Regions from separate parts of the Homo sapiens genome. Here all the other regions are linked to region 7. The links are chromatin contacts, found by Hi-C or POLR2A ChIA-PET in ENCODE. All regions are on one chromosome and are shown on one strand. Each heading gives the region's core, a stretch centred on a gene start or an enhancer-like site at or near the end of the contact. The rest is flanking DNA. Distances are from core to core; before and after follow the strand shown. Region 1 overlaps MICAL2 (microtubule associated monooxygenase, calponin and LIM domain containing 2). Region 2 holds the start of IPO7 (importin 7). Region 3 holds the start of TMEM41B (transmembrane protein 41B). Region 4 holds the start of AKIP1 (A-kinase interacting protein 1). Region 5 has its middle 20 kb from the start of IPO7. Region 6 holds the start of TMEM9B (TMEM9 domain family member B). Region 7 holds the start of EIF4G2 (eukaryotic translation initiation factor 4 gamma 2).

What was found. A loop is a pair of places that touch in the nucleus more often than their neighbours do. ChIA-PET counts read pairs that join two places held with the same protein, here RNA polymerase II (POLR2A). Pooled maps may share reads with other maps.
Region 1: a loop to region 7 is called in a pooled map, with 16 times the contacts of the local background. The contact joins the enhancer-like site here to the promoter of EIF4G2 in region 7. A Hi-C loop is called at or near these places in 1 of 168 maps with a recorded cell type or tissue (CD8-positive, alpha-beta T cell) and 8 of 50 pooled maps. POLR2A ChIA-PET finds 5 or more read pairs at or near these places in 3 of 52 experiments (CD4-positive, alpha-beta T cell, activated CD4-positive, alpha-beta T cell and naive thymus-derived CD4-positive, alpha-beta T cell).
Region 2: a pooled map shows a loop between it and region 7 (16-fold over the local background). The contact joins the promoter of IPO7 here to the promoter of EIF4G2 in region 7. A Hi-C loop is called at or near these places in 6 of 50 pooled maps. POLR2A ChIA-PET finds 5 or more read pairs at or near these places in 2 of 52 experiments (T-cell and activated naive CD4-positive, alpha-beta T cell).
Region 3: a loop to region 7 is called in a map of CD4-positive, alpha-beta T cell, with 9 times the contacts of the local background. The contact joins the promoter of TMEM41B here to the promoter of EIF4G2 in region 7. A Hi-C loop is called at or near these places in 1 of 168 maps with a recorded cell type or tissue (CD4-positive, alpha-beta T cell), 1 of 37 single-sample maps with no recorded cell type and 8 of 50 pooled maps. POLR2A ChIA-PET finds 5 or more read pairs at or near these places in 2 of 52 experiments (GM10248 and naive thymus-derived CD8-positive, alpha-beta T cell).
Region 4: a loop to region 7 is called in a pooled map, with 6 times the contacts of the local background. The contact joins the promoter of AKIP1 here to the promoter of EIF4G2 in region 7. A Hi-C loop is called at or near these places in 6 of 50 pooled maps. POLR2A ChIA-PET finds 5 or more read pairs at or near these places in 2 of 52 experiments (OCI-LY7 and activated T-cell).
Region 5: a loop to region 7 is called in a pooled map, with 5 times the contacts of the local background. The contact joins the enhancer-like site here to the promoter of EIF4G2 in region 7. A Hi-C loop is called at or near these places in 1 of 50 pooled maps. POLR2A ChIA-PET finds 5 or more read pairs at or near these places in 3 of 52 experiments (T-cell, activated T-cell and activated naive CD4-positive, alpha-beta T cell).
Region 6: a loop to region 7 is called in a pooled map, with 14 times the contacts of the local background. The contact joins the promoter of TMEM9B here to the promoter of EIF4G2 in region 7. A Hi-C loop is called at or near these places in 8 of 50 pooled maps. POLR2A ChIA-PET finds 5 or more read pairs at or near these places in 4 of 52 experiments (HepG2, activated B cell, activated CD4-positive, alpha-beta T cell and 1 more).

What each region holds. Positions count from the first base shown.
Region 1 is chr11:12,234,589-12,237,288 of GRCh38, reverse strand. It overlaps MICAL2 (microtubule associated monooxygenase, calponin and LIM domain containing 2), which reads right to left. Exons shown (of 28, transcript NM_001282663.2): 16 at 1,044-1,112. Among named protein-coding and RNA genes, the nearest start is that of MIR6124, 72 kb to the right of the region's middle. Within about 2 kb of position 1,253, at least 17 of the 41 ENCODE cell types and tissues checked have a DNase peak (open chromatin) inside an H3K27ac peak, as active enhancers do; they include CD4-positive, alpha-beta T cell and CD8-positive, alpha-beta T cell, where a contact is called at or near this core.
Region 2 is chr11:9,383,333-9,386,032 of GRCh38, reverse strand. IPO7 (importin 7) reads right to left here and starts at 1,381. Exons shown (of 25, transcript NM_006391.3): 1 at 1,186-1,381. The coding sequence starts at 1,269. RefSeq lists an enhancer at 864-1,379.
Region 3 is chr11:9,313,335-9,316,034 of GRCh38, reverse strand. TMEM41B (transmembrane protein 41B) reads left to right here and starts at 1,442. Exons shown (of 7, transcript NM_015012.4): 1 at 1,442-1,714. The coding sequence starts at 1,594. RefSeq lists a silencer at 1,103-1,452 and enhancers at 1,218-1,733, 1,734-2,251.
Region 4 is chr11:8,909,851-8,912,550 of GRCh38, reverse strand. It overlaps AKIP1 (A-kinase interacting protein 1), which reads right to left and starts at 1,362. Exons shown (of 6, transcript NM_020642.4): 1 at 1,328-1,362; 2 at 880-1,107; 3 at 18-98. The coding sequence starts at 1,101. It also overlaps a transcript of DENND2B not described here. RefSeq lists enhancers at 1,058-1,147, 1,158-1,227 and a silencer at 1,318-1,597.
Region 5 is chr11:9,363,092-9,365,909 of GRCh38, reverse strand. No RefSeq gene overlaps it. Among named protein-coding and RNA genes, the nearest start is that of IPO7, 20 kb to the left of the region's middle. RefSeq lists enhancers at 663-1,364, 1,000-2,199 and a silencer at 1,190-1,369. Within about 2 kb of position 1,434, at least 41 of the 41 ENCODE cell types and tissues checked have a DNase peak (open chromatin) inside an H3K27ac peak, as active enhancers do.
Region 6 is chr11:8,963,179-8,965,878 of GRCh38, reverse strand. It overlaps TMEM9B (TMEM9 domain family member B), which reads left to right and starts at 1,437. Exons shown (of 5, transcript NM_020644.3): 1 at 1,437-1,670. The coding sequence starts at 1,566. It overlaps TMEM9B-AS1 (TMEM9B antisense RNA 1), which reads right to left and starts at 1,204. Exons shown (of 5, transcript NR_073431.1): 1 at 731-1,204. RefSeq lists silencers at 1,244-1,743, 1,784-1,973.
Region 7 is chr11:10,807,639-10,810,338 of GRCh38, reverse strand. It overlaps EIF4G2 (eukaryotic translation initiation factor 4 gamma 2), which reads left to right and starts at 1,413. Exons shown (of 22, transcript NM_001418.4): 1 at 1,413-1,634. LOC101928053 (a long non-coding RNA gene) reads right to left here and starts at 1,042. Exons shown (of 3, transcript NR_120540.1): 1 at 973-1,042; 2 at 418-482. RefSeq lists enhancers at 329-935, 1,011-1,060, 1,571-1,830, 2,561-2,640 and a silencer at 1,241-1,290.

The DNA of each region.
Region 1 (2,700 bases), core at 4-2,503, 1.4 Mb before region 7:
AAAATGTTCAACCCAGGGTGTTTTGAACTCATTGGGTAGAATGGGTTTGTTCATATTTTAAGATGTGAACTGAACTCGTTTTTCTTTGTCAGCGCTTCCCTTTGACCATCACAGATAATGGGTTGAATGGCTGGCTGCTGCTTTCCCCAAGGTGAACCTCATGACTCTATTTATTATAAAGCTCACTGTTGTGAGGGGCAGCAAGTCAGACACGAACAACCATGTCATGCAACTATACAGCAATAAAAACTCTTCGACCATAAACAGTAGAAAAAGTCCCTTCTACCTCCTATCAATCAGATATCAATGTATTATACAGACCGTCCCTCATGCCTCTAAGTCATCATTTTGAGGTCAGCCAGTAGGCTGGCAAAAGCTGGCATCCCACACTTCGCTGACAATATGCATGCTTGTGGAGTTGGAATGGCTTTTTTTGAATGACGTGTATATCTCAGGTCTCTTTTAAAAGCTGCCCAGGGAAGCAAGAACTGACACTCTTTCCCCTTGATCAATTTTTCAGAAGCAGGCAAGAGATTCAGGCTCTCCTTTGACAAAGTAACCTGTAATTTTCTTCTTTCACCAGAAGGTGGCACTTGTGGAGACCACGACATATGCCTTAAAGGCTAAAAGCAAAGGAAACACAAATGGATACAAACGATGATTGGGAGAAAAGTGGGAGTGCTGATGCCTCTTTACTATTTACTGTTAACAGTGGTTGTATATTGATTAACATGTGTCAGATACCATGTTCATCTTATTCATCTTTAAAAGTCCTGCCAAGTTTCATGTATTTCAAGTGTATCATTGCACGTTACAGACATGAACCACATCCTGGGAGGTTGTGTTTCTCAAGGTTACACAGCTAGTAAGTAGTGAAGCGTGATCCAAAACCCCAACTGTTTTTCCATCACGCCAAGCTTGGAACCCAGTGGTTCATGAGAGAGGGAAGGAACAGGGCCAGGCTGCTACCACAGTGAGGCTGCCTGTGGCCACTGGTTGTCAGGAAACGAGCCTCTGTTTAAAGCCACACTGTGTACACAAACCTCGTCCAGGTTGGTGAAGCCCTTCCGTCTCCGTTTGTTCATGTCATTCTCTCCGGTTTGACCATCCACCTGCAATGGCCAAGAAAGCAGGGTGAGCTCTGGGGGCCACCAAGGGCTTCAGTCCCACTAAGATCCCTGAGGGCATAGGGCTGGCTTTGAGCTGGCGCTGAGGATGTGTCCCTGCCCACAAACAGCTGTCAGCCTACAGGCAGGAGTGGTAGTAAATGACTCCGCACTGTGACAAATGCTGTCACAGGGTTTTGTTCAGGCACAGCGGAGAGAACCTCACTCCACCTAGGGAGCCAAGGCTTCGTCAGAAGGGGCTGGAATTACACCCCAAAAGATCTTCATGAAACATCAAAGCAAAAAGAATCCCGGTGACATAGGCAGGGCAGGGATGATCTCCATTGCAAAGTGGCCTTGGGCTCAGAGCAGTTTAATGGTTTGCCCAAGGCCACAGCCAGGTCTGCTGATGCTTTCAGTGTGCTGCCTCATGGAGACCAGCTGGGGTCTCTCTGCACCCAGGGAGCCTCTCTCCTACAAGAAGGTGACCGGGTTCACCTCACATGGACTCTCAGGGCTCAAATGAGCTGCCTAGGGATTTGATGGCAAATCAAGTCTGCAATTCACTCACCATCACAGATCCTAGTAAACAATATTTTATTAACTTCAAATAAGCATTAACTATAGCCTGATGACTAGCGTGACCATACAGCCTAGTTTGTTGGAGGTGGAGGGTAGTTCTGATTTACCGCTTTTTACCCCCAGCCTGATTGTTAACAGTGCCCCCTTCACTCTCAGAAGTCTCCTGGTTTAGATGATACATGACATGGTTGCCCTACTGAGAACGCCTCACAGCCCACTCTCTGCTGCCTGCATCTGGGCATTGAAATCCAGAAAGCCCTGCTCTACCCAAGCCCATTGCATCACCCTGCAAGGGCTCCCAAAGGGCACTCGGCTGTCAGGCTTGTCTCCTCAGGGAATGAGCAGAACTCTGGAGGCCGAGCTGATGCTATGGCTGGAGTGGGAAAGACTGAATTTAGTACCTCCTCCGTACCCCATGGGTAAGCCTACCCTTGTCGCTGGGCTAGGGTCCACCTAGGCTCCCCCATCCTTTTCTGGGGTAAGACCTCTCTGCTACCAGTCTTCAGCCACGGGAGCCTTCTCCAAATGGCTAGTTCTGTCAGAACCAGGGAGCCATGTCCCATTGACCATAGATCGCTTCTGCAGGGAGCCATCTACCCTCTCAGAGGGGGCTTCCATCGCAGGCCCATATTAAATCCTAGCCTTTCTACCATTTTGGATGCAGGGGGAAGTGCTGCAGGCCACCTGCTCACCTCAAACCCAGGCATACAGCCCAATCAGCCCCGTAAATCCTAACCTACCCGATCACAGGAGGATTCTTTTACCTCCTGGTTGTCTGAAACAACAACCCTAGCTACGGGTGCCCCAACACACAACCCAGTACGCATCCCCTCCCTCCAACGGAAAGCATCTGCATCCTCATCTCTTGTCCTCTTCATCATCCCCTGCCCTCTCCCCATATTTACCAGCACCAGATTTTTTTGTTTGTTTTTAAAGACAAGATCAACCACAGTTTAGTCCATTGATATTTGTTCAAAAATTTGCCCCAGGCAGCACAAAACAACACATCAAA
Region 2 (2,700 bases), core at 132-2,631, 1.4 Mb after region 7:
TTACCAGCTAAAAGACGCATAAAATAGTTGAATTTCTATTTTAAAGTGTGATTTCTTTTTCAGTTAAAAAATGTACACTAAAGTTCAGTAAAGCTGGCAGATTCAGCAGCATGCTGAAGGACAGTTACTAACTGGCAGAAAAGTTACAGCAGCCCTTTTAAGAAGGATTTAAAATACTGATCATTAATACGTAAAAATGCAAAAGTTTAGAAACAAAGAATGACACTGGAGATAGTACAATAAATATTCATGCAATTAAGCTGTTTTCCAAGGAGCGGTCCCCACAAAATATGGGGGAAAAAAAAAACCTTCAGAGAATGCAATATCTGAACTGATAAGGAGCTCAGCATGTTCCAAGGCACTCAGACTTAACATTATCTCACCTGTCTGTCACAGCAACTCTGTGGCGTAATTTTATGAATGGGAAAAACTCAGGATCAAGAGGTTAAGCGACTGGCCCAAGGTCACTCAAGGAATCAATGGTGCAGCTATACCTAGAAGGGTGCACTTCACCTGATCCTTCCCACTACATAAGCCAGCTCCCCGACTGAAGCATTAGGACAGCGGAAAAGCAGGGATCAGACTCTGTGAGTGTCCCGCACTACTCCTATCCTGCCAAGGAGGCGCGGGCTTGCCTTTGAAAGCCTTCCCTAGCAACTCAGCCAGAGAGGAGGAAGTTGTGCCCGAGGCAGGCCACTGATCAGCCCAGCAAAGTGACAAGGATGACAGGCGCAGCCCCCAAAGGACCAGCCGGCATTCCCAGGAGCCCTTCCAAACCCTGCGACGGCGAGACTGGTCTCAGAAACATCTGAAAAACCTCCCAGTAAGTTTCGCCCCCTCCTGGACGTGAGGAACCAGCTGGGAATGAGCCAGAGGTCGGCCAGCCACCCGAGCCAGCCATGTGTCCAACCCGTCACGCCCGCCCCGCCTCAGCCGGCTCCTCATGCCTAGACCGCAGCCAGAGGCCCAGCTCAGGATCCGAAGCAAAGGCAGCCTTGGCTGCAGCCACCACCACCACACCACACCGAGGCGCCCCGGCGTGGAAGTCGCCGTCAGATGTCCGCCCCACCCTCCTGCTGGGACCCTCAACGACGTCGTCCGCGCCTCCGGCCAGGCCCCGGGGGCTCGGCCTGCCACTTCTGCCCACCCGCCTGCCCGCCGCCACCGCTAGCCGGGCGTCCTTACTTCATTGAGCTGGCGCTCCGCGGCCTCACGCAGGGCTGGGTCCATAGTGCCCCGCAGGGCCTCGATAATGGTGTTGGGGTCCATCGCAGCGCGGACTCGGTCAAACCCGGGGCTCGGGTGCTACTGGGCCAGGAATAGCGCCACTCACTGCGCACATGGACCCGCCGCGCTCCGCAGCGGCAACCGGCGCGAAAGGAAAGAGAAGCGCCAAGGCCCCGGATAGAACCTCTTCGCCTCGGCGTGGAGGCGGGAGATGCTCCGGCGACTTCCTGTGGGCGCGCCTGCGGAGCACTTTGGGAGATGTAGTCCACAAACACAGTCCGCAGCCCACGTGGCTGCCTGAGCTGTCGTTCCTACAGACAAGTCTTTCTGTTCAAAAACGAAAAATGTTCAAGTTCCACAAAAAGAAAAGCAAAACAATCAGTTACAAAAGGTTTCACATACTATATCCACAATGTTCATAAAGGGAGTCAGATACAGTGTGTGGTGCAATCGATTGCTAATGGCTGCGTGATTGAAGGAAACTTTCTGAAAAGCAATTTGAGATGTGTTTCTGATAGCCACTAAAATATTTAAACTGCCGGGCGCGGTGGTTCACGCCTGTAATCCCAGCACTTTGGGAGGCCAAGGCGGGCGGATCACGAGATCAGGAGATCGAGAGCATCCTGGCTAACACGGCGAAACCCCGTTTCTACTAAAAATACAAAAAATTAGCCGGGCGTGGTGGCACGCGCCTGTAGTCTCAGCTACTAGGGAGGCTGAGGCAGGAGAATCGCTTGAACCCGGGAAGCGGAGGTTGCAGTGAGCCGAGATCGTGCCATTGCACTCCAGCTTGGGCAACAAGAGCGAAACTCCGTCTCAAAAAAACAAAACGAAACGAAATGTTTAAACTCTGACCCAGTAATTCCACTTATGAGACTTTATCCTAAGGCAATAACACGGAAGATTAAATGAACTTTATGTGTGAAAGGTTTTTATCACATTACGTATTAGTAATTACCAAATACTGAAATCATGGCTTTTTATTGAGTATCCAAATTTTAGTTGGGACTTCATATAAATCACCTCTTAATGCAGAGTAAAAGCATAATCCCTATTAAAATACACCTTCCTGCCAGGCGCGGTGGCTCACACCTGTAATCCCAGCACTTTGGGAGGCCAAGGTGGGCGGATCACAAGGTCAGGAGATTGAGACCATCCTAGCTAACACGGTGAAGCCCCGTCTCTACTAAAAATACAAAAAATTAGCCGGGTGTGGTGGTGGGCGCCTGTAGTCCCAGCTACACTGAGGCAGGAGAATGGCGTGAATCCAGGAGGTGGAGCTTGCAGTGAGCCGAGATCATGCCACTGCACTCCAGCCTGGGTGACAGAGCGAGACTCTATCTCAAAAATAAATAAATAAATAAATAAAAATAAAAGACACCTTCCTAGCCAGGCGTAATCCTCCTGTTGAGGCAGGAGGATTGCTTGAGACCAGAAGTTCAAGGTGACAGCCTGTTAAGATCGTGCCTATGA
Region 3 (2,700 bases), core at 193-2,692, 1.5 Mb after region 7:
GGCTGATGCTTGAGGATCCCTTGAGTCCAGAAGTTCAGATCCAGCCTGGACAATATAGTGAGATTCCCATCACTTAAAAAAACAAAAAACAAAAAGACAAAGCCCCTGCCTTAAAGCTTATATTCTAAAGGTGGAGGCAGACAATAAACAAGTAAACAAATAGTTCACAGAATTAATTGCTTTTAATGACTATGAAGGAAATAAAATGGGAGCCAGAAGTAGGCAAAGGATGTGTACATAAAACAGTTCAATTGAATGGGTTTCCCATAATTTACTTAACCATTTTTATTTAGTGTTGGATTTTTATATTGCTTTTAGTTTTTCACTGTTATACTAATACAGAGGAATTATTTATGTTTATTTTCATGGAATAATTTCCTACAAATGTAATTACTGAATAGAAACAATCAGGATTTTTTTTTTTTTTTTTTGGGACGGAGTCTTGCTTTGTGGTCTATGCTGGAGTGCAGCGGTGCAATTTCTCACCGCAACCTCAGCCTCCGGGGTTCAAGCGATTCTCCTGACTCACACTCTCGAGTAGCTGGGATTACAAGCCATCATGTCCAGCTCATTTTTGTATTTTTAGCAGAGACGGGGTCTCATCTCACCATTTTGGCCAGTCTGGCCTCACACTCCTGGTCTCAAATGATCCGCCCGCCTTGGCCTCCCAAAGTGTTGGGATTACAGGCTTGAGCCACCGCGACCGGCCTCTAAGTTGCTTTCAAGAGGTAACCACGGTGAGTAAGCTGAATGTGCTCTGAGGGGTAGAAGCAGAAAAAGTTACCTGTGGAAAAGGCATGTTTCCGCTTAGCTTAGGGATAAGCTAAATGTAGAGCTGACTTGGGTTTAGTAGTAAGGGGCAGCAGCTAATGCAAAACCGTTAGCTTTGGGAACAGGACAACCTGGATTCTAAGCCCATTTTTGCCATCCTGTGATCTTCACAGGTTGTACGTAGCCCTCTCTGAGCCTTAGTTTCCTGAAATTCAGGTAGGTTTTGCTCAACCTTTGTATTTCCCACCATCTTTTAGATCAAGCACTCTCTGGCGCCTCCAAATTGAAGACAGCAGCTGCGGAATTGATGTAATGGGCTGAATCAGCCTCAGCCGCGAAATGCCGACTAATCACAGGCACCTCCGGCGGCCTGGACAAAAGGTTTGAAGTCCCTGGGACCGCACTTCCGGGTAATTAAGGCTACGCTTTAGACGCCAGGGCCAGCGAGTCGCAGCCGGGTGACTCGAGTGCCGCGACTGCGCATGCTCTCGCCCCAGCGCCCGGCGGCCACCTCTTTCCCGCGGGCGGGCCGGGGCGGGGCACTGAAGGGGGCGGTCCAGGACCCTGACTTGTCTCGCGGTTACTGGGCCGGCGCGAGCACGCGAGGCTCGGGGGCGGCACGGGGCGGGGTTTAGCCTGTGGTGGGCGCTGCGGGTGTTTGCAGGAGGTTGCAGTACTCGCTGGGCTGAGGTCGTCTCGGGTGAGGAGGTCGCGCCGGAAGTGGCTCTAGCCGTGGCGCTTCGGCGTAGTAAGGAGCCTGCAACAGAGTTTTGTTGTTTAGGGGGCGCGGCACCGCACCGCTCCCTTCACCTTGCAGCAGCCATGGCGAAAGGCAGAGTCGCCGAACGATCGCAGTTGGGCGCTCACCACACGACCCCCGTGGGGGACGGGGCAGCGGGGACGCGGGGTCTCGCGGCGCCTGGCAGCAGAGACCACCAGAAGGGTGAGTGGGCCCGGGGAGCAGAGCTGGGGGTGGCCCGAGGCTTCTGTGTGTCGGGTGGGGAAAAGGACCCCCGCTATTCTCGGAGAGTCGCGGGGAAAGAGGGGGGCCTGCTGGCGCCGCGGCGGGAGCAGAGACCGTGGGGGAGTTGGGCTTGGGCGCTCGCGCAGCACAAGGCCGGACGCCGAGTAGGTGCGTTGTAAATGCTGTTTGAGTAGAATTCATTTAAAAGAAGGGATGACACTGGCTTGTTGACGCTCAGGTAGATTGTAAGGTTGATGATAACGACGCTAGGCAGAGCTGGAAGGAGCTGTACTGTGGCATTCGCTGCGTTGTTTTTACAGATGAAGAAACTGAGGCCCAGTGTGGGTATATGACTTATAAAGTCATAAAGCCAGATCAGTGAAGTAGTAGTTAGGAGCGAGGACTTAATACTTCCAGGTGGCAGTACACCTGGGCTTGAGTCCCTGCCCTACTGTTTACTTGGAACCTTGGACTTGGTAACTTTCAAAAAAAGCTCAGTGTCTGAACTGTGAAATGGGGATAATAATAATATCTACTTAATAGGTGGTGCGTGGGTTAAACGAAATAATTCACGTAAAAGATTTAGAGCAATGCTTGGATATGAAGTGGGGGCTAAATAAATATTAGCAATTACTTAGTTACAGCTAAGGTCACTCATTCTAAAGTTTATTTCCCCACTACATCATCCTGACATTTCTCACGGCTTTATTTTTGGTTTTTGTTTTCTCTTTATTCCTACTGCCTCTATAATTGCAGAATCTCACGGCTTTAAATATTGTTTTAAGGAAAAAACTGTACGTAGAAACTAAATACTTTGATTCCGTGTTGGCCTGGAATCGTTCTTTAAATGATTTTAAAGCTCATAAACTTAAAGTGATCCTAACAAGTTTGTCTGTAGCTCACATAGGTGTGTTCCACCACCAGTGATGGCTAGGAGAACTTCTAAGAGTATGTAGTAGAAAATG
Region 4 (2,700 bases), core at 113-2,612, 1.9 Mb after region 7:
GGTTCACACCAACTTACCCCACACTGACTTGAAGTATAGTCCATGAATTCAGCCATTGTTCTGAAGGAAGCACTAAGGGTTGGGGGTCTCTCTTCTCTCTATTTGAATAAATGGCACGTCACAGGTTAGCTCTAGGATTCCCTACTGGAGAATGAAGCCATTTTGGAAATAGTCTCCTTTTTACTTTTGGAAAGGCTCTGCAAGTTTATGTCAGAAAGAACGATGTTATTGAGAAAGAATTCCAACTCTAAAAGATAGACATGCAATTTATCCAGGATCTAAGAGACAGGCTTGCAGGCTTTCCTCTACTATCAGATGATAGCTGTAAGATTTTTTTTTTTTTTTTTTTTTTGAGACGGAGGTTTCGCTCTTGTTGCCCAGGCTGGAGTGCAATGGCGCGATCTCGGCTCACCGCGACCTCCGCCTCCCGGGTTCAAGCGATTCTCCTGCCTCAGCCTCCCTAGTACCTGGGATTACAGACATGCGCCACCACGCCCGGCTAATTTTGTATTTTTAGTAGAGACGGGATTTCTCCATGTTGGTCAGGCTGCTTTCGAACTCCCGACCTCAGGTGATCCGCCCGCCTCGGCCTCCCAAAGTGCTGGGATTGCAGGCATGAGCCACCGCGCCCGGCTAATTTTTTTTTTTTTTTTTAAGTAACCAACCAGGGCTGAACACTACCGTTATTCTACAGCTACCCAACAAGAATCTGTCAAATGTAAAGCGTTTTGAAAGGACTTTTCCATTCATTGTTCTGATCCTTTCCAGCTTCCGCTAAGGGAAGGTTTCCTCAGCTGCTTCTGCGCTGCGCACCCCTGGCTCCCAGCGGGCTACCGCGGCGCGAAGGACTGGGGCGGCCCCCGGCACAGCGACCCTCACCTCTCCCGGGAGAACGCGCTGCGGGCCGGCTGCCGGCTGTTTCTCTAGGTGGGGCGCCTCCCGGGCAAGGACCCCCATGCAGCCTTTGGGACGCTCCAGGGCATGCCAGTCCACCGCCCTCCTCTTGGCCCTCTCCAGCACTTCTAGAGCCAGCCTTGCTGAACGCTGCAGGGAACGTCGGTCCACCCCATTCAGCGCTGCGGCCGCCAAACAGTTGTCCATGGCTCCCTGAGTGGGCACACAACGTACAAACGCCGGCGGGTCAGCTGGGCCGCGGCGACCCTGCTCCAAATCCGGGTGGGAGCCCCAGCCTCGACCTCCCTGGAGACCACCGCTCCTGGTCCGCCCCCAACGCACACTCCAGCGGGAGCCCAGCCAGGACTAGGCCTAGCGCGCCCGCCCCTTCCATTTTCATCTACCCCTTCCGCTACTTAGGGAGCCCCCTCACCCGGCTCACTCGTCAAGGCGCATGCGCGCAACGCTATTCTAGGAAGAGGGACCAGGCCTAGCGCTCCCGGCGGCGCCGGCGCAGCTGGGCCATTGGCGGAAGGCGGGAGAGGCGGGAGAGGCGGGAGAAGTGGGGGAGGCGGGGCGGCTGGGCGGCCAAACACGCCTTCTGCGTCCCAGCCTTGGCGTCTGCGCGCGAGTTGCCTGGTTAACTGCTGAGCGCTGGAGGCGGGGCGCCGGGCGCTGGGGGCCGGGGGTCGGGGGTCGGGGGCCGGGGGTCGGGGGTCGGGGGCTGGGGGCTGAGGACTGAGTCGAGCCAGCAGCCCAGGGCATCTGTCCACGCTGTCAGAGGAGCCTCTGGGCGTGGGGCTGGCCCTTAGAGGGCTACTGCGCTGCTTAACTTGGTGGGTATAAAGGCAGGTCTCCTGTTGAGCTAAAAAATTATGGGGTACCAGCTAGGTAGGCAACATAGCGAGAACCCGTGTAGACACACACACACACACACACACACACACTAGCCAGGAGTGGTTATGGGGTACCAGCTAGGTAGGCAACATAGCGACAACCCGTGTCCACACACACACACACACACTAGCCAGGAGTGGTTATGGGGTACCAGCTAGGTAGGCAACATAGCGACAACCCGTGTCCACACACACACACAGTAGGAGGAGTGGTGGCGCGCATCTGTAGTCCCAGGTACTCGGGAGGGTCGAGGTGGGAGGATCGCTTGAACCCGGGAAGCGGAGGTTGCAGTGAGACGAGATCGCGCCACTGCACTCCAGCCTGGGCGACAGAGGAAGACTTCGTCTCAAAACAAAAACATCATGGGGAATAAGGCAAGTGCCTCCCGCGCCTCTTTCTGCTTGGTCTACATTTTGGGGTGTCGCTACTCTTGTTTGAGGAGGTGATTAGGCCAAACTGTGTGGCTGCCAAGGTGGCCTTTGGAGAAGGGAACAGCTCGGGATTGAGGCGAGACGGAGGCGGGGCTGTCTGCAGATGTTCCTGGCCCCCGGGGCAGGGGGCGCCTGAGAAGTTGTAGGGTCTCTCATAATCCCTCAGCGCAGCTCTCTCTCCCCTCCAGTGGGAAGTACGGATTCACATATTTTTGGAGACCTGTTCTCTTGGGGTCTGACTCCATCTTTTAGGAAGACTGCACCATGTTTAAGTAAGGAACTGTGAATGCTTACTTAAACCATGTTTAAGTAAGGACCTGTCACTCCACTCCGCTGGTTATTTGGTAGGAGATACAGCCCAGGCTCTCACTGCTAATTAGTGACTCAGCCGCACCACCCAGCGCAAAGCAAAGCGCCGATGCTTAGGAAGGTCCACTTTGAGGGACACGCTCAGTGGGGGTCACTTTAAGGAACACAA
Region 5 (2,818 bases), core at 185-2,684, 1.4 Mb after region 7:
AGCACAGTTTGGTTTTCTACATTTTAGGGAGACATGAGACATCAATCGACATATATAAGATCAACACGGGTTTGGTCTGGAAATGGGGGCTTTCCAGGTCATAGGTAGATAGGAGACAAATGGTTGCATTCTTTTGAGCTTCCCTCCCTCTCTCTCTCTCTTTCTTTCTTCATATGGAGTTTCCCTCTTTCGCCCAGGCTGGGGAGAAGTGGCCCAATTTCGGCTCACTGCAACCTCTGCTCCCGGGTTCAAGCGATTCTCCTGCCTCAGCCTCCCAAGCAGCTGGGATTACAGGCGCCCGCCACCACGCCCAGCTAATTTATATATTTTTAGTAGAGATAGGGGTTTCTCCATGTTCACCAGGCTGATCTCGAACTCCTGACTTCAGGTGATCCACCCGCCTTGGCCTCCCAAAGTGTTAGGATTACAGGCGTGAGCCACCGTGCCCAGCCTGGATTCTTTTTTTTTTTTAATCTTATTTTTTGAGAGGGAGTCTGGCTCTGTTGCTCAGGCTGGAGCGTAGTGGCTGAGCTCGGCTCACTGCAACCTCCGCCTCCCGAGTTCAAGCGATTCTCCTGCCTCAGCCTCCCGAGTAGCTGGAATTACAGGCGCCCACCAGCATGCCCGGCTAATTTTTGTATTTTTAGTAGAGACGGGATTTCGTTATGTTGGCCAGGCTGGTCTGGAACTCCTAACCTCAAGTGATCCGCCCGCCTCTCCTTCCCAAAGTGCTGGGATTACAGGTGTGAGCCACCGCACCCAGCCTCCAAAAGAGGCAATCAGATAACGCATTTATGTTAGTGAGCAGAGGGGTAACTTTGAATAGAATGGGAGACAGGTTTTCCCTACGCAGTTCCCAGCTTGACTTTTCCCTTTAGCTTAGTGATATGGGGGCCCCAAGATATTTTCCTTTGACGAATTCATCTCGGAAACCAAGATTTATTTTCTTTTGGAATTTTAAAAGTTTTGCTCTTGCATTTAAAAAAAACAGTGCGTGTGTGTTTCGCTTTAATTATTATTTGCTGCATTTTGGAACTGAGTCAGGCAAATCATTTTTGTTCCTAGGCAAGTGCCTTTGATCTTCAAAATCTACCCAGTCTTTGGGGCACTGCTGTCTCCTTTCACAAGGTCCTAATTCCCACTGAAACCAGTCTGTAGTATTTGTGGCTTGGGGCCACTTCAAGATTTCAAATTTCAGCCTCAGACTCCAATCCCCGGGCGGGATCCGGGAGACCCAGCCCCGTGCGGCCCCCGCCGAGCTGGCGGGGATTGCAACGTCGGGATCGTGGCGACGCGCGGGGCCCTGGAGCCCAGGCGCGCGGCCCCAGGCGCGTCAGCCCCTCCCCGCCGGCGTCGCTCGCCGTCGCCTGCGGTGACTCAGCTCTTCCGGTCACCGCCGTCACTGGTGGTTCCCGACTGCAGTGAAGGTGCGGACGCCAAGTCACTGCTCAGTAATGCTGGAGCCGCCGGCGTCCCGGGCCTTCTCCAAATGCGCTGCATTCCTGCCCCCACCATGACTCAGCGGCTTCCGCTCCGGCGTCAGCGGCGCTCCGGCCTCCGCCCGCGAGGCCCTGCTGCCTTCCCACTGCCCCACGGGGGCCACAACGCGCCCGCTTCCGCCCTTAGGTGTCCTTCCAAGCCCCTGAAAAGGTTTGGCAGCTTGATAAAGGATCCCTGAACTCCAGTGTTTAGGCCCTGCAAGGCTCTTCTCTGTACATTGAGGAGCTGAGGCCTCCGCACGGGAAAGTATTCCCCACCCCCCAGCGCAAGGAGGAAGTTAGCCTAAGACTAATTGAGGCAACTGAGGCCTCGGACAGCCGCGGGTCCTGAGAGCCCGATGGACCTACTTTGGAAGTTCAACGTTACCGTTTGCAGATGTGTGACACTCCCCTACTCCTACCCCCACTCCTACCCCCACCCACTTAACAGACATGAGGATTATTCCATGCCACCTTGTTGTTGGCATTGCGTAGCACATGGTAGGAACTCAGCAAATCTCAGCTTTTGTTTGTATTTTCTCTTTCTTTCCTTTTTTTTTTTTTTTTTTTTTTTGAGACGGAGTCTCCCTCTGTCACGAGGCTGGCGCGATCTCGGCTCACCGCAACCTCCCCCTCCTGGGTTCCTCCTGGGTTCAAGCGATTCTCCTGCCTCAGCCTCCTGAGTAGCTGGGACTACAGACGCACGACACCACGCCCAGCTGATTTTTGTATTTTTAGTAGAGACAGGATTTCACAATATTGGCTAGGATGGTCTCGATCTCTTGACCTCGTGATCCGCCTGCCTTGGCCTCCCAAAGTGCTGGGATTACAGGCGACAGCCACCGTGCCTGGCCTGTATTTTCTTTGAAATGCCTTTTAGATGTAGTTCTTCCTCTCCATGGACAGAGTCACCTCAGCAACTTCCTAACTGGTTTTGCCACATTCCCATCCAACTTCACACAATGACCGGGTGCATTTTTATGGCACACTGTATTCTGCAAGTCATTCCTCTGTGCAAGAAAATTTAATACTCTGTTGAATTTTGGTTTGAGTGGAAAGTCCTTTCCCTGGTATTTAAAGCGATCCATCATAGTCCGGCTCCCATCCTTCCCATAAATATTTTAGGCCTGCTCTGCATCCTGTATTGTGGTACTCGGATTCCTGCCCTCCAGAGCTCTGGTGAGGGGAGATAAATACATAATCACGTCGTCATTATACTGTGTAATAAGTGCTCTGATCGAAGTGTGAACAGGACAGAGAGCAACTCAGTGTAATAGAGGGGGAAGAAGAAAGGCTTCACAGAGGAATAAATATATGGGGGAGGGAGATGGCTTGATGGT
Region 6 (2,700 bases), core at 188-2,687, 1.8 Mb after region 7:
TGTGTTAGATTCACATGAATCTAAGAATCACATGGGCGAAAAATATTGAGAGCATTCTGTTAAAACATTTCCACAAATTGGGAAAAGACCATCTTTAAAAATCTGTTGGGGCCGGGCGCGGTGGCTCACGCCTATAATCCCAGCAATTTGGGAGGCCGAGGCGGGCGGATCACAAGGTCAGGAGATCGAGACCATCCTGGCTAACACAGTGAGACCCTGTCTGTACTAAAAATACAAAAAAAAAAAAAGAAAAAGAAAAAGAAAAAAAAAATTAGCCGGGCGGCGTGGTGGCGGGCGCCTGTAGTCCCACCTACTAGGGAGGCTGAGGCAGGAGAATGGCGTCAACCCGGGAGGCGGAGGTTGCAGTGAGCCGAGATCGCGCCACTGCACTCCAGCCCGGGGGACAGAACGAGACTCCGTCTCAAAAAAAACAAAAAAATCTGTTTACAGAGGTAAAAACACGGGTATTACATGGAGCATAATTTGAAATCCATTCCCTCATATTCAGCCAAGAACTACAGGCCCAGAGAAGGGAAGTGATTTGCCAAAGGTCATTCAACAAATCCCTAGGGGCTGTGATGATCCGTGTCCTTGCCATTACCTCCCTTGTCTCCACTAACAAAAATATTTCAATGGGAGAATGTGCCGATCTAAGGCACTCCTAAAGTACTTGCTGAGAATGACAGCCCTGGGGAGACAGGTCGGCAGCCCTGAACAGGCACTGCCTTACCCGGGCGTAGTGCCCCAATTCGCCACCTCTTGGAGTCCTAGGCGGAGGATACTACTGGGGCAGTTGTTTCGCCAATTCCACATCTCCCGGAGCCTGGCCTGGCCCAGCCCAGCCCCGTCGCTGTGACCCACTTCCTAGCTGCAGGCTGGACCAAGGGGAGGCACATGGGGAGCTCCACAGGGAGGCCACGCCCACGAGGGCAGCTCACAGAATTAGAAAGCCGACGGGGTGCTGTGGTCAGGAGGCGCGTGGGCGGCAGGTTAGTACTTAAGGTGCAGAGACCACCCCCAACCCTTTGACTGGCGGTGGGCATCCCGGAAAGGCATGGCTCGGCCAATTCCAGCCCCGTTTCCACGCTCAGCACCCGCCCTGCCTGTGCGCGAACGGCTCCGGCCCGCACGGGTCGCCAGAGGCGACTGTGTGACACTCGGAGTTTGCTGGGGTCTCCGTGGGCGGGAGGACTTTCCAGCGCAATGGCGACTCCCTAAGCCCCGCAGCTTCTGCGCCCGGGAAAGATATCCAAGAGATGCAAAGCTCTACTGGGCCCAGGCTGCCACCCCAGAGGCCCCCTTCCGTCCCGGGGCCGGGGCTAGGCCAAGGCGGGCACCAGGACTGCCCAGCCTCCCGGCCCTTCGCACTGGTAACCGGTTCCGGGGCGGATGCTTTTTGCATCTGACCCGGCGCGCCCGGTGACGCCTTCGCGTCCAGACGGAAGTGCGGGCGGAGGATCCCCAGCCGGGTCCCAAGCCTGTGCCTGAGCCTGAGCCTGAGCCTGAGCCCGAGCCGGGAGCCGGTCGCGGGGGCTCCGGGCTGTGGGACCGCTGGGCCCCCAGCGATGGCGACCCTGTGGGGAGGCCTTCTTCGGCTTGGCTCCTTGCTCAGCCTGTCGTGCCTGGCGCTTTCCGTGCTGCTGCTGGCGCAGCTGTCAGACGCCGCCAAGGTGAGTCCCGCCCAGCCTCGCTCCTGACGGAAGCTCCTCCCCTACCACCGGCCTTGCGGAAACTGGGTCTGCCAACCTGCTCCTTGGCCCATTCCTGACAGCCATACGCCTGGCCTCACAGCTCCGGCAGACCCCCGCCGCCACCAGCCCCGCCCCTCCCGACTGCCCGGCGGCACTCTCGCCCTCAGCCCCGACAGCCTGGCAGGCAGCGCCCCACGGTCGTCCCCAGCCCCGACAGTGCCCACAGTCCGGACAGCAGCCCCCCACCGCCTTAACATTTCCCTTCCCAGCCCCGGCTGCACGCATCTTACACTTGACAACCTTTTCACCTCCGAGAGCCTTTAACTTTCCACCCTAAGCTCTTGACAGCCCACCTGCGCCCTCCGCCAGCCTCACAGGCCCCGCATGCCCCAAGCCAGAATGATAGGAAGCCCCCATCTGACAGAGCCTTCCCTGTCAAGGGCCGACTCAGCTCAGCTCACCCCTGAACACTTCCCTTCCTGTGGTGGGAACTTGCCCCTCCTGGCCTACTTCCCTCCCAATAGGGCCTACGGAGCATCTCTCACCTGCTTCATATTCTCACCTAACTCCCTCCACGAGTCCCTTGGTGCCTTTCTTGCTTTCTCTCTTCCTGATAATTTAGTGGGTAAGGGAAGAACCAAACTGCAAGAGAGGTGAGGTTGTGGCCTCCCTGGTTCGATTTCTTGACCTTCTAGTTCCCTCATACTGTTCTCTGGTGCCCCAGCTCTCCAGACCTGCCCTAGCTCCATGCATACCTGTGCTTCCTCTTTGATGAGCTAGCTCATCATTGGGGGAGAACAGAAGGGATTCACATTAGTATGATGGGAAAACAGAATGACATTGCGTTTTTAAAAATAAGAGCTTTAATTTATAATATCTTTAAATGTAGGAGTGGGGAAAGGTTACAGGCAGGCAAATGTTTTTGATTCAGAGATTCTTTTTGAAACCATCTCTACCTCCTACCAGAAACAGGGACAGCAGCACGTCTCCTGACTTTGAAAACATTGCT
Region 7 (2,700 bases), core at 164-2,663:
AGTAACAGTAAAGTAGGGAATGGTGACTATTCTATAGCAAAGATCTACAGATGTTGGAATTGTGTTAAAAACCTTCAGAGCCACACCACAGCCTTCTATTACATTTAAATGTCGTAGGAAAAACTGCAATTTTCCGGAAAATTGTATTAAGGACCAGGTGCTCTAATACCAAGAGCTGTTTTGACACATCAAAGGTTAAGTTTGGGTCTTTGAAAATCCTGCCTCTTACTGAACACTTTAAAAGTCATTCATGTTAAAACACACACATTCTTGCCTTTGACTATACACTGTAAAAGTACTACATGTTAAAATGGAGATGGGGACATTTTTGTTGTTTAAGTTTATGGAAGTATGACTCCATTTTAGTATAGCTACAATGTCGCAAACGATGGAATAAGGTACTCATCAATACATTACCTGGTAAGTATAAATAGTTCAACTTGCCGGCTTTGAAAAGCTTAATCCTATTTCTTATGGTGAACCTTAAATAAAATGAAAATACACAACTGACAATGTTTAACGTGCACTTAAACAAACAAAAAACAAAAAAAAACAGGAGCTAGCAATTCGAAATCCTCCAAACACCCGCGGAAGTCTGACACACAGGGTGTTTTCCTCGGTGACCGCCAGCCGGACATTCCTATGGGAAAAGCAGCTTCTTCTGTGCGGTTCGAAGAAAATCAACCCCTTCCTTTCATCACTTTCTCATTCACTCTGCAGGGGGTGGGCCAATAAGGAGCTGAATGAAGCTCCCCTTTGGCATCCGGGCGCACGTCTCGCCTCCTCCCCACTACTTTCTGGGTTCCCTAAGGCTGCCGAAGCCGAGGACCTGGAGCCGGGTAGTGTCCCGGCGCTGCGCCCGGGGGCTCCAGGCCTCAACCCGAAGGGCTCAGCCCCGGGAGAGGCCAGGCACGCGAGGGCAGCCACAGCTCCAAGGGGCGCCAAGAAAAGCAATGCTCACTCGCCACGCACAGGGTTCGGGGGAGGTAAGGGTGCGTTTTCTTCCCATATTCCCGGTGAGAAAACGAGGTCGAGGGAAAAGGGGATGATACAACTGGAGCATGGCATATGGACTCAGTGAACAAAGGGACTGGAGCAAGAAGCAGCAGCCACGCCAACGCAGACTCAAAAGGGCTCTCCGGCTTTACGCACGCAACCCTCATCTCGACAGCGCTCGGCGCCCCTTACGCCACTGGCTCAGCCTCAGAGACTTCGCGAATATGGCTTTGCGCACTGCGGCGGGGCTGCGCCGCAACCGAGCTCAGCCCTGTGGCTCCTCCTCGCTGCCCTGCGCGGATTGGTGGCAGACGGCAACCGGGCCGCTGATTGGGCGGCGAAGGAGCCATTCGGGGAGACTCTGGTGGGTTCGGCTGCCCCAAGAGTGATAAGTTCGGCTTCAGACACGCCTTAGCGCCAGCAGTGAGTCGGAGCTCTATGGAGGTGGCAGCGGGTACCGAGTGGCGGCTGCAGCAGCGACTCCTCTGAGCTGAGTTTGAGGCCGTCCCCGACTCCTTCCTCCCCCTTCCCTCCCCCTTTTTTTTGTTTTCCGTTCCCCTTTCCCCTCCCTTCCCTATCCCCGACGACCGGATCCTGAGGAGGCAGCTGCGGTGGCAGCTGCTGAGTTCTCGGTGAAGGTGAGTTGAGCCGCTGCCGCCGCCGAGTGGAGCGCTCTAAAATGGCCGCCGTCCCTGGTCGCTTCTTCTCGAGTGGTACAAAATGGCGGCCGCAGGCGGAGCCGGGTGGGGCGACCCTTTTTTAGCATTTCCTCTGCGCTTCAGATACCTGGAAAGTCTTGGCTTTTGTTCTCTCTTCCTGTTGCTGACGGAGTAGAAGGAAAACGTCAGTGTTGGCCAGGCCGCCGTGCGGTCATGGCCGGATGGCCGACGCCTGCAGGGACGAGGCCGTGGCGGACCGAGGCACGGCTGTGCTCGGACGGCGAGGGAGCGTGGCTCGGACCGCTAGCGCCGTGGCGGGAGGCACGCGGGCCGGCAGGGAAGGCCAGGCCGTTGGCGCGGGACCAGGGAACCGCAGGCGTCCCGGAGCCTGGCCTCCCGGCGGGGAGGTGTGTAGGACCTGGAGTCGGCAGGGGCTGCCCTTCGTCGGGGAGGAAAGAGAGAGTGATGATTTCTGCCCCTTTTGTCAGCAGAGGAGGCCGTGGCGAGGCGGTTGTCAGTCCCGGGGGGATTTATGGTGCAGGAGGGGGCCCGCTTGGAGGCGGCGGGTGGGCAGGAGGCCGCCTTCCTGCTTGGAGAACAAAGAGCTGGGCGCCGGGCTGGCGGGGGTGGCCTCAGCTGCTCCTCCCCGTCGAGCGACCCGGGCCTCGCGGGGAGGTTGTCGGAAGCACTTCCCTAACTTGCGCCTGGGTGGGAGGAATGCTCCGCTCTTTTGTTCCCAGGAAGGGAAAAACGGGGCGGAGGTTCCTGCTGCCATGTTGTGGCCCTGGTCTTCCGCCTGCAAGTGCTAGTCCTGTACACCCGGCCCCCTCTCGCGCGTCTTTCCACGAGCTCTCCACGGGGAGGAGGCGAAAGGGTGGACAGGGGAAAACTGCTGAAGAGCTTTCGGAGAGACCTCATCTAGTCGCTGGCCTCGTCAAGGCAGTAAAAATTCCTAGGGCAGACATTTTCCACGTGATGTTGCTCGTGTCTGTAGTTAGACTTTTCTATTGATCTCAGTGCTCAGTTTTAAAGATAGTAGAATGTG